Linked DNA regions of Homo sapiens: region 2 is linked to region 1. A link is an interaction called in ENCODE POLR2A ChIA-PET data of the cell type or tissue named here. Cell type or tissue: PC-3. All regions are shown on one strand. Each heading gives the region's core, and the rest is flanking DNA. Links, peaks and the distances in the headings are about the cores only.

Region 1 (5,379 bases), core at 280-5,279:
CTTAAAAAACATCTCAGCTTAGACTGGCACATTTCAAGTGCTCAACAGCCACCTTTGGCTACTGGTGGCTTTCCTGTGGGTCAGTGCAGGAGTAGAGATAGGCTTGATGTTGAAATAAACCAGTGAATAAGTTGGCAACCCATAGTGGTCTCACCAAGATCCTAACCTTGGGACCTCCATTTCTTTCTTTCTTTTTTTTCTTTTATTTATTTATTTATTTTTTAATCTGTTTTTTTAAAACAGAATTTCACTCTTTTTGCCCAGGCTGGAGTGCAATGGCATGATCTCAGCTCACCTCCGCCTTCCAGGTTCAAGCAATTCTGCCTCAGGCCCCCCAAGTAGCTGGAATTACAGGTATGTGCCACCACACCGAGTTACTTTTTTTTTTTTTTTTTGAGACGGAATCTCTCTCAGTCCCCTAGGCTGCAGTGCAGTGGCATGATCTCCGCTCACTGCAACCACTGTCTCCTGGGTTCAAGCGATTATCCTGTCTCAGCCTCCCGAGTAGCTGGGATTACAGGCACCTGCCATCATGCCCGGCTAATTTTTGTATTTTAGTAGAGACAGGGTTTCACCCTGTTGGCTAGGCTGGTCTTGAACTCCTGACCTCACATGATCTGCCCTCCTCAGCCTACCAAAGTGCTAAGATTACAGGCATGAGCCACCGCGCCCAGCCTAATTTTGTATTTTTGGTAGAGACGGGGTTTCACCATGTTGGTCAGGCTGGTCTCGAACTCCTAACCTCAGGTGATCTACCTGCCTCGGCCTCCCAAAGTGCTGGGATTACAGGCATGAGCCACTGCACCTGGCATATTTATTTATTTATTATTTATTTTTAAGTTGCAGGGTACATATGCAGATGTGCAGGTTTGTTACATAGGTAAACATGTGCCATGATGGTTTGCTGCACCTATCAACCCATCACCTAGGTATTAAGCCCAGTATGCATTAGTTATTTTTCCTAATGCTTGGACTTCCATTTCTATATGTGAAACCCACTTGCACAATTCAGGAATCCCAGCTCTGTGAGAGGGGTCCCAGGTGAACCTTCATTCTGTGGTTTCTCAGTGTCCTGGGGTCCACTATTGTAGTCATTATATTAATGTCAGGATATTTGTAATAGTAAAAGTAGTGGTGGCCATAGTAATAGAAGCTTCCATTTCTGGAGTACTGATGTTATCTCATTTAGTCTTCACAAGAACCCTAGGAGGTGTTGTTATTATCCCCATTTTACAGGTAAGGCAACTGAGGCTGAAAGGGGTAGTCATATGCCTGAGATCACAGAGTGGCAGAGCGTGGATACTAAAAAAGTCCCCCGGGAACAGTTATGATTAACTGCAAGGACCTGGAGCTACCCAGAGTTTGTTTCCTTACAGGTAACCGCCATTGTTAACATGTCTTCCAGGAGTTTCTGATAAATGAGAAACTGGGGGCATAGCACTTAGCAAATAAGTATCAACTGAGGGAGTTAATACTGCTATTATCATGATCATCACTGCACCTTCATGACTGAACATCCAAAGAATGCAGGCTGAAGGTTCCAGATTTAGAAGCCCGCTTTCCAAAGGAAATAGAGATAGAGAGTCAGGACTTGCAAAATGAATTCATGTCCTCCCCAGGGTGGGGCCCCAGGAGTCCTCACCCCAGGGCGGGGGCCTTCTCAGTTGTAATTTTACACCAATGTCCACACCCTGCCACCAAGAAAGAGAAGCAAAATATAAAGAAGCATATTTCCTTTGCCTCCACCCTGAGAGGAAGGAGGAGCTGGTTTCTCAACAGCTCCCTAGACAGGTGGGTGTGCTCACCCCCCAGCCCCAGTCTGGCTGTGAAGGTCCTGAGACCATCTGGGTAGGGTGCTGGGAGGAAGCCCACTCAGGTGGGAAGAAGAGGAGGAGTGCTGAGAGGGCAGGCCTTCCCCACCAGGTAGCAAAAGATAATGGCATTTTGCAGTTCCAGATTCAAAATGGCGCCACCAGCCAGCCTTGACCTGAGATAAGGCAGGGGCTGCTGGCAGGCAGGCTGCTTGAAGAAGGCATGGGAGTCCGGCCGGGGGGCTCATCCTTGCAATCCCAGCCATTCGGGAGGCTGAGGTGGAAGGATTTCTTGAGCGCAGGAGTTGGAGACCAGCCTGGGCAACATAGTGAGACCCTGACTCAAAAAATAAAAAAGAAGGCACAGGCCTTCACTCCAACCCTCCCACTCTTAATCCAGCAGCCAAGGTGGAGATCAGAAGGGGCAGGGCAGAGCAATTTTCATGACAGCAATTCTCTACTGTCTGTTTATTCACACAGTGGGCTAAGTGATTGTATCTATAGTCTCTCCTTTGATCCTCACAGATGTAAGAAATGCCACACTAAGTATCTTAACATGGGTTATCTTTTTTCTTTTCTTTTTTCTTTTTTTTTTTTTTTTTTTTTTTGGAGACAGGGTCTCACTCCGTCACCAAGGCAGATTGCGAAGGTGTCATGGCAGCTCACTGCAGCCTGGACCTCCCAGGCTTAAGCGATCCTTCCACCTCAGCCTTGTGAGTAGCTGGGACCACAGGTGCACATCACCACCACGCCCAAATATTTGTATTTTTTGTAGAGATAGGGGTCTTTCCATGTTGCTCAGGCTGGTCTCAAACTCCTGGACTCAAGTGATCTGCCTGCCTCTGCCTCCCAATGTGTTGGGATTACATACGTGAGCCACCGCATCCTTTTTTAAATCTCAAGAATACTGTGTGTGTTACTGAGTGTGATACAATAGTCCCCCCTTATCTGTGACACACATGTTCTAAGACCTCCAGTGAATGCGTGAGGCTGCCCACAGTGCTGAATCCTATATTTCCCATGCTTTTTCAATCTGATAACTAAGAGGACCATGAGCAGGTGGCGTAGACAGCATGTGTACACACTGGACAAAGGGATGATTCACGTCCCAGGCAGGACAGGGTGGGACAGGGTGAGATTTTATCACGCTACTCAGAACGGTGTGCAATGTAAAACATGAATTCTTTCTGGAATTTTCCATGTTTTTTTTATTGTAGTTAGCTGTAGCAAACTGAAACCATGGAGAGTGAAACTGTGGACAAAGGAGAACTACTGTACTAACATTATCATCCCTGTAGCACAAGTTGGGAAACTGAGGCTCAAAGAGAAAGTCCCCTATGCAAGCTCCTGTGGGTATTAAGTGTCAGAATCTGAATTTGAACCCTAGTCTAACCGACTCTAGAAGCCAGCTCTGCATCTTGGAGATCTCTTCAATCCTTCAGAACACACAGCCCTAACTGCCCAAAGCACAGCTTACCTTTCTGTGGTAAGAGAATGAAGGCGGCAGCCACCCTTCACTCCACATCTGCGTGTTGTTCCTCAGCAGAGGTGGGGAATCAGGGCCTGCTAAGGGCCTCAACTTCCTCCCACTGGCCCTTCCCAGCCCAAGGTGGAACCCATGGCCAGAGCATGCCTCACACCCCACCTTAGTCTCACTAGAATCTCACATGTGCAATTTGCAAATGAGTGGGCTGTCTTCCTCCACCCAGTCTGACTTTCACTTCTTTAGAAGATTTTTGTGTGACTCTGTTTTATTTTGTTTTAACTGCAGACAAATGCCACAGAGCACTTTTCTGCTAAAGAAAACTGTCTAGCTACTGCTCACCTGGCAAAGCCAGTCTGCCTTCCAACTGGAACAGAGCTTCCCCTTTGCGAATGGCTTTACGCTGACAAAGCCCTTTTCTGTCCTTATCTCATCTACTCCTCCGCCAGCCAGAGTTAGCAGTATTATTCTCAGAGCGCCCGAGAACAGAGTGTTTATTCTTATCCCTATTATCTAAAAGAGTGGAGGCGTTTATGATCACTCATTGAATTGCTATGGAGTGGGGAGAGCTCGGAAAGGTGAAGTGACTTGCTCAAGGTCACACAGTGACAGCATCAGAACTCAACTTTTGCTTTTCTTTCTTTCTTTCTTCCTTTTCTTTCTCTCTTTCTTTCTTTGTCTCTTTCTTTCTTTTTCGTTCTTTTCCTTTCTCTTTTCTTTTCTTTCTCTTTCTCTTTCCTTCCTTTTCTTTCTCTTTTCTTTCTCTCTTTCTCTTTCTTTCTTTTCTTTCTTTCTCCTTCTTTTCTTTCTTCTTTCTTCCTCTTTCTTTCTTTCCTTTTTTTGTTGACAGGGTCTCTGTCACCCAGGTTGGAGTGCAGTGGTACGATCTTGGCTCACTGCAACCTCCACCTCGCAGGTCCAAGCAATTATCCTGCCTCAGCCTCCCAAGTAGCTGGGATTACAGGCACCCACCATCACACCTGGCTAATTTTTGTATTTTCAGTAGAGACAGGGTTTCATCATGTTGGCCAGGCTTGTCTGGAACTCCTGGCCTCAAGTGATCCACCCGCCTCGGCCTCCCAAAGTGCTGGGATTATAGGCATGAGCCACCACGCCCAGCCACCCTTTTGCTTTCTAACTCCAAAACCTATTCTGTAGCACTCCAGAATGTATCTTCAAGGAAGTTTATTGCAGCACTTTTTACAGCAAGCTAAATATCCCTCACTAGTGGACTGATAACATGTGGTCCCACTAGGGCCGGGCGAGGTGACTCACACCTGTAATCCCCGCACTTTGGGAGGCTGAGGTAGGCGGATCACTTGAGGTCAGGAGCTCAAGACCAGCCTGGCCAACATGGTGAAACCCGCCTCTACTAAAAATACAAAAATTAGCTGAGCATGATGGCAGATGCCTGTAATCCCAGCTGTTCGGGAGGCTGAGACAGGAGAATTGCTTGAATCTGGGGCAGAGGTTGCACTGAGCCAAGATAGCACCACTGTACTCCAGCCTGGGTGACAGAGCAAGACTCTGTCTCAAAAAAAAAAAATGTGGTCCCACTAGCAGCCTGGACGTCACCTGGGAGTGTGCAGAATCTCAGGTGCCACCCAGACCCACTGAATCAGGGGCTGCAGTTTAACAAGACCCCTAAGGTGATCCATGTGCTCATTCAAGTTTGAAAGGAGCTGCATTACAGTACATCCATCAGATGGGCTACTTTGGCACTTTTAAAATAATTTTTTTTTTTTTTTTTTTTTAGAGATGGGGTCTTATTATGTCACCTAGGCTGGTCTCCAACTCCTGGGTTCAAGTGATCCTCCCACCTTGGTCTCCCAAAGTGCTGAGATTACAGGGATGAACCACTGCACTCAGCTGTACTTCTTAAAAGAATGTAATGGATCTATATAGGCTTATCTGAATATTTATTGTAAAGCAGGAGGAGGGGAGAAGCAAGTTACAGACCAGCATGAATTTGTATGATTTAATTTGTGTGCACATTTTAGAAACAAAAATAGCAGTTGGGTGCAGTGGCTCACAACTGTAATCCCAGCACTTTGGGAGGCAGAGGTGGGCAGATTGTTTGAGCTC
Region 2 (5,379 bases), core at 147-5,146, 75 kb after region 1:
TTCATACCTATTAACCCCTTGGTTCCAGAGAGTCCTGAATACTTAACAGAATATTGGAAAAATCTTATTTCTGCATCATAAATATAAAGTTTGAAAAGAAAAAAAAAAGTGAGGGAGTGCAGGTATAAGAAGAGTCATAATAGCAGGAACACCAATTTGGAAGTCTAACACGTCCCAAGAAAGTCCTGGGAAGTTTTCAACTTTGTTACAGTTGAAACCTAATAGTGACTTCTAAGAAAATTTGTGGGCTCTGCCTGCTTTATTTACTCTGGTATCCATATATTCCAATATAACTGATGTATATAGACACCTGTAGTATGTTTCTGCCTAAAATGTTTATTTCTTGATAAGAACCAGACTCACATGTTGGGATATTTTATGCAAGGGGATAGTGGCTAAGGTGATAATGGTCTAGGCTTTGGTCGTCCAACTTGAAACCACAGAAGACAAAATCAAACAGGGTTCAAGATGGAAAAGTAACATTAGGGATCCTGCCTGTCTGATAATTCTGGTATAGACTCTGTTCAGTGTAATAAAGCCACATGATCACCGCATATGCTCTACTAACATGCATGCCAGTTAGAAACAAGCATGGATGGGCTGTTGCCTGCTAGCTTTTAGAGGGCTTTATAAGATCAACTTGCTTTGGTTGACACTTTTATTTTTACTTGTATTCCAGAAGTGTTATTGAGAAAAACTGGTTTTTAAAGAAATATTCTGATGTTGCAGGTCAGGGCTCAGAAAGAAATGGGATACATTTATATCCTTGCAAGTACACAATAGGGTTGAGATTGTGAGCCAATGGTTCATTATGTTAATCTCATTATTTTTCATCTTCATAGCCATAGTATAAACAGGCAAAGGGTTGAAACAAAGAAAATCTACACTATGAAAAGGAAGAGGATAAGGAGGAAGGGGAAGAAGGCTGGCTGAAAACTTCAAGGAGGCAAACTCTTCATTTCTCATTCAAATCTGATTAAACACATAATTGGAAAGAGGGTACTAATATTGCAGAAATTCATAGTGCACTCCAGTTTGCTAGAGATAAAGACTCAGTTAATGGAAGCATATTAACAACTGGTTAGGTTGGAATTAACTCATGGTTAGCATTACTACAAAGTAAACAAGACAAAAAGTTATGGGATTAGTTGACTGTTCAGTTCATTGGTATGACACAAATACACGGCATACTAAATGAAGGGTTTGCTTCAGGTAACAAAATACCTGTGTGTTCTTGCCATGCACTATATTACAAATATGGCACAAAAAGGTGACGGGGACAAACAGACAAGGACTCAACAATAGTGCTTGTACCTTTCTCTACCACAATGGACCGAAACACCAAAACAGGAAAGCCAGGAATAGGCCGATGAATACGGCTGGGACGGGTTGTAATATGGAAGGCTAAAGAAGGGAAGGCATATTAAAATCATTTTATGCTATGAAAGTAATCAGATAAGAGGATTCAGACCCCAGTAGGGTGGGAGGTAGGAAGAAAGAATGAAATAATAGAAGTATACCACTCAGGTTTTACACAGATTCAAACATTTTAAAGACATCTAACACAATCTGATAGACTGTGGTATGCAAGTTGGGAAACTATCAGTTTAAAAGGAATAGCTAGGAACCGTTAGGCTCAATGCCTGTAATCCCAGCACTTTGGGAGGCTGAGGCAGGTGGATCACCTGAGGTCAGGAGTTTGAGACCAGCCTGGCCAACATGGTGAAATGCTGTCTCTACTAAAAATACAAAAGTTAGCCAGGCATGGTGGTGCATGCCTGTAATCCCAGCTACTCTGGAGGTTAAGGCAGGAGAATTGCTTGAACCAGGAGGCAGAGGTTGCAGTGAGCTGAGAGTGCCACTGCACTCCAAGCTGGGTGACAGAGAGAGACTCCGTTGAAAAAAAAAAAAAAAGAGAAAGAAACAGCTGAAGGCAATGGGCAATGTGGGTGTACCTAACATTCTAATGAAATATAGCACATGAAGACAGAGCAGGCCGAATGCAGTGGCTCATGACTGTAATCCCAGCACTTTGGCAAGCTGAGGTGGGCAGATTGCTTAAGGCCAGGAGTTTGAGACCAGCCTGGACCACATGGCAAAACCCTGTCCCTACAAAAAATACAAAAATTAGTTGAGCATGGTGGCACACATCTGTAATTCCAGCTACTTGGGAAGCTGAGGTGGGAGCATTGCTTGAACTGGGAAGGTCAAGGCTGAAGTGAGGTGAGATCATGCCACTGCACTCCAGCCTGGGTGACAGAGCAAGACCCTGTCACCAAAAAAAAAAAAAACAAAAAACAAAAAACAAAAAACACTGACAATACTTCACCACCAGCTGATGCTCTCTGCTTGACAGTACACTATTTTTGCTCGATACCTGAAATCCATTATTTGACAATGTACTCCCTCAGCAATGGTTATTTTATCCCTCTAACAAATTTTTTTTTTCAACCAAAGCTCTTTTGCTTATTAGATGATACTGCTTTCAAGCTTCAAAATAAATGCCCTGTGATAATGCGTGCTTCCTAAATCAGGCAAGAGATTTCACATGTAATAAAGGTTTGGTATATAAAGACAGGCAGAGCTGGACACGGTGGCTCACACCTGTAATCCCAGCACTTTGGGAGGCCAAGGCAGGCAGATCACCTGAGGTTGGGAGTTCAAGACCAGCCTGACCAACATGGAGAAACCCCATCTCTACTAAAAATACAAAATTAGCCAGGTGTGGTGGCACATGCTGTAATCCCAGCTACTCAGGAGGCTAAGGCAGGAGAACTGCTTGAACCCGGGAGGTGGATGTTGCGGTGAGCTGAGATCATGCCACTGCACTCCAGCCTGGGCAACAAGAGCAAAACTCCGTCTCAAAAAAAAAGAGAAAAAAGAAAAAAAAAAGGCAGCTGAGTCTCAGGGCTTTCAATCATGTTACCAGAATACAATTAATTTTTAAAATGGAAAGAAAACTGCTACAATGAGTGTTATTACAGAGTAATATTTTAATACCATAGGTGCAATATCACAAAAAAAGGAAATTCACCCCTAAGGTGAATGGTAGCTATAAATAATAATAGCAAAGTTACTTTTGAAAAGGTTCTAAATAGTATGGGGAGATCCATTCTGATTATGCTAGATGTCTTCATGGGTTAATTTAGCAGTAGACTGAAATTCCATAATCCCAGGGATATGAATTAACACAAAAGAGAAGTAACCAAACCATTATGATCTGATTTTAGAAGAGTTATGTAATCTACATTTTGAAAAGTAAATGCAAACCATTTTTCCTTAGCATAAAGCCTCCACACCCAGTTCATCAACTTCTAAAAGGCTTCTACCTAAGCAGCAAGACTTTACTGTCTACAAACTAAGACTTTCTTTAGCAAAGGACAGTTGGACACAACTCATGAGCATTCTGTGTGCAAATGAGTAACACGATGGCCATGCAACATCACTCTTTTGTACTTGTGCTGCAAGGTAAGCGAAGTGGCTTCCTCCATAGGAAGTATGTGGCTCACGCACACTGCAGTGTCCAAGCCATGACAGTGGTTTTAAATAAGTCAGAGCACAACCAACCACACTAAACATCTATCAGGGCCCACAAAGGTAACGATCACCAAAACGTACAACACAACATTTATTTAGTATAACATCTTTTTAAAGACCATCTGTCTTTCTAGCAAATGAAAAACAAAAAAATTAAACTCAATTTATACCAAAATGTTCATCTCTCTCTCTCACAGCCCTACAGAAACTCACCAAATATTTTCTAATATTTACAGAATGACAAAGAGACATTAAGCTTTTTAGAAATTGTGCCTCAGTGAGAACATTATTGGTATAAGAACAACATGTACTACTCTCTCTTAAATGGATCCCTGGTGGTACAATGCTTCATTTCCCAGCAGGGGAGAAACAAGAGCCAGATGATAGCTTAGTGACAGAGCTTCAGACTCATCTGGGAAAAGCTGACAGTTCTTAAGCAAGCTGCTTTATTGCAAACAAGGCTCTTCCTCCAGGCAGTCCTGAGGCTCTTCTAGGAGTATAGGTTAAAGGTACAAATTCTTACTCAAAAATCTGACAGCACAATGATTCTATCATGGAATTTCATAATGAAAAGCCTATTTCATCTGTACCATTTGCTTCACAAATCAGTGATAAAGTCCTCTGAAAATCAATTTCAATCTCTCATGTGCCTCTCAATCAAAGCTAAGCCAAGTTTGCAAAGACTTACATTATTTCCTTTCTCTCGGAGCAGCTTCAGGTTGTTTTTACACTGTTTGAGCTCATCTGTGATTGACTGCTTTTCCTGCTCAGTCATTTCAAACTTCAACTTCAGTTCTGAGAGTACAGTCTGTGTCTTTTCATACTAAAGGCAAAGAAAAAAAAAGTGTGCAGATACAACTTAAAATGGGTATGATGTTATGGTTCTAATCAGGTTTATACGCCAGATCCTATTTAGTCACCTGGAACACCAAAGTCAAGTCTTTTTGTTTAAGGAGGAATAACTTGCACTCATAAGAAGTCTTTTGGCCGGGCGCAGTGGCTCACGCCTGTAATCCCAGCACTTTGGGAGGCCAAGGCGGGCAGATCACGAGGTCAGGAGTTCGAGATTAGCCTGACCAACATGAAGAAACCCCATCTCTACTAAAAATACAAAAATTAGCTGGGCGTGGTGGTGCATGCCTGTAATCCCAGCTACTCGGGAGGCTGAGACAGGAAAATCGCTTGAACCCGGGAGGCAGAGGTTGCAGTGAGCCAAGATCATGCCACTGTGCACTCCAGCCTGGGTGACAGAGGGAGACTCCGTCTCAAAAAAAAAAAAAAAAAAAGAAAAGCCTTTAATGTTGACTTTATTCCATGTAAGAATTTTCTGGCCCTGGAGTTAAAAAAAATTAAGAGTAATCACCATTTTGTCATCTGTTTTTAATATAAAGGATCACTTTTCCACCAAGTGAGTTACAGGAGAAAAGGAAAATTTCAAACTGAGCAAAAGAAAAGTAGGTGAAGAAAAATTCCATAGCCAATGTTAGGAAGCCTGAGTTTATATCCTAGTAAGGAGTGTCAGCCAAGCTATTTTAGTCTTGAAGTAAAAAGTATTAATTCCCAATAGGTTTCCCTTTACCCAGCATTACTGGGTATTAAAGTGTTCTGGATAAGTGAATTTTCTAGGCAAATGAAGCAAAGAAATGTATCTGAAGTACCGACCACTATGATTGGGAAATTTCTATTTCTCCACTTAAAACAGGCATTGGCTGGGCACGGTGGCTCACACCTGTAATCCCAGCACTTTGGGAGGCCAAGGTGGGCGGATCACCTGAGGTCAGGAGTTTGAGACCAGCCTGGCCAACATGGCAAAACCCCACCTCTACTAAAAATACAAAATTA

Evidence for each region. ChIA-PET counts read pairs that join two places held together with the same protein. Peaks named below come from ENCODE experiments on the same cell type or tissue, not always from the same donor. Only the 100,000 strongest peaks of a DNase experiment are listed, where the experiment ranks them.
Region 2: POLR2A ChIA-PET joins it to region 1 with 21 read pairs; 5 of 35 experiments call an interaction of 5 or more read pairs at or near these places.

The regions. Positions count from the first base shown.
Region 1 is chr3:57,997,143-58,002,521 of GRCh38, reverse strand. No RefSeq gene overlaps it. Among named protein-coding and RNA genes, the nearest start is that of FLNB, 8.6 kb to the left of the region's middle. RefSeq lists an enhancer at 4,130-4,705. In PC-3, for the core only: no CTCF peak of the experiment used is centred there; DNase peaks (open chromatin) are centred at 1,591 and 2,891; H3K27ac peaks cover 3,740 bases.
Region 2 is chr3:57,921,870-57,927,248 of GRCh38, reverse strand. SLMAP (sarcolemma associated protein) reads right to left here. Exons shown (of 25, transcript NM_001377540.1): 23 at 4,226-4,360; 24 at 1,315-1,404. The coding sequence ends at 1,321. Among named protein-coding and RNA genes, the nearest start is that of FLNB, 84 kb to the left of the region's middle. In PC-3, for the core only: no CTCF peak of the experiment used is centred there; no DNase peak of the experiment used is centred there.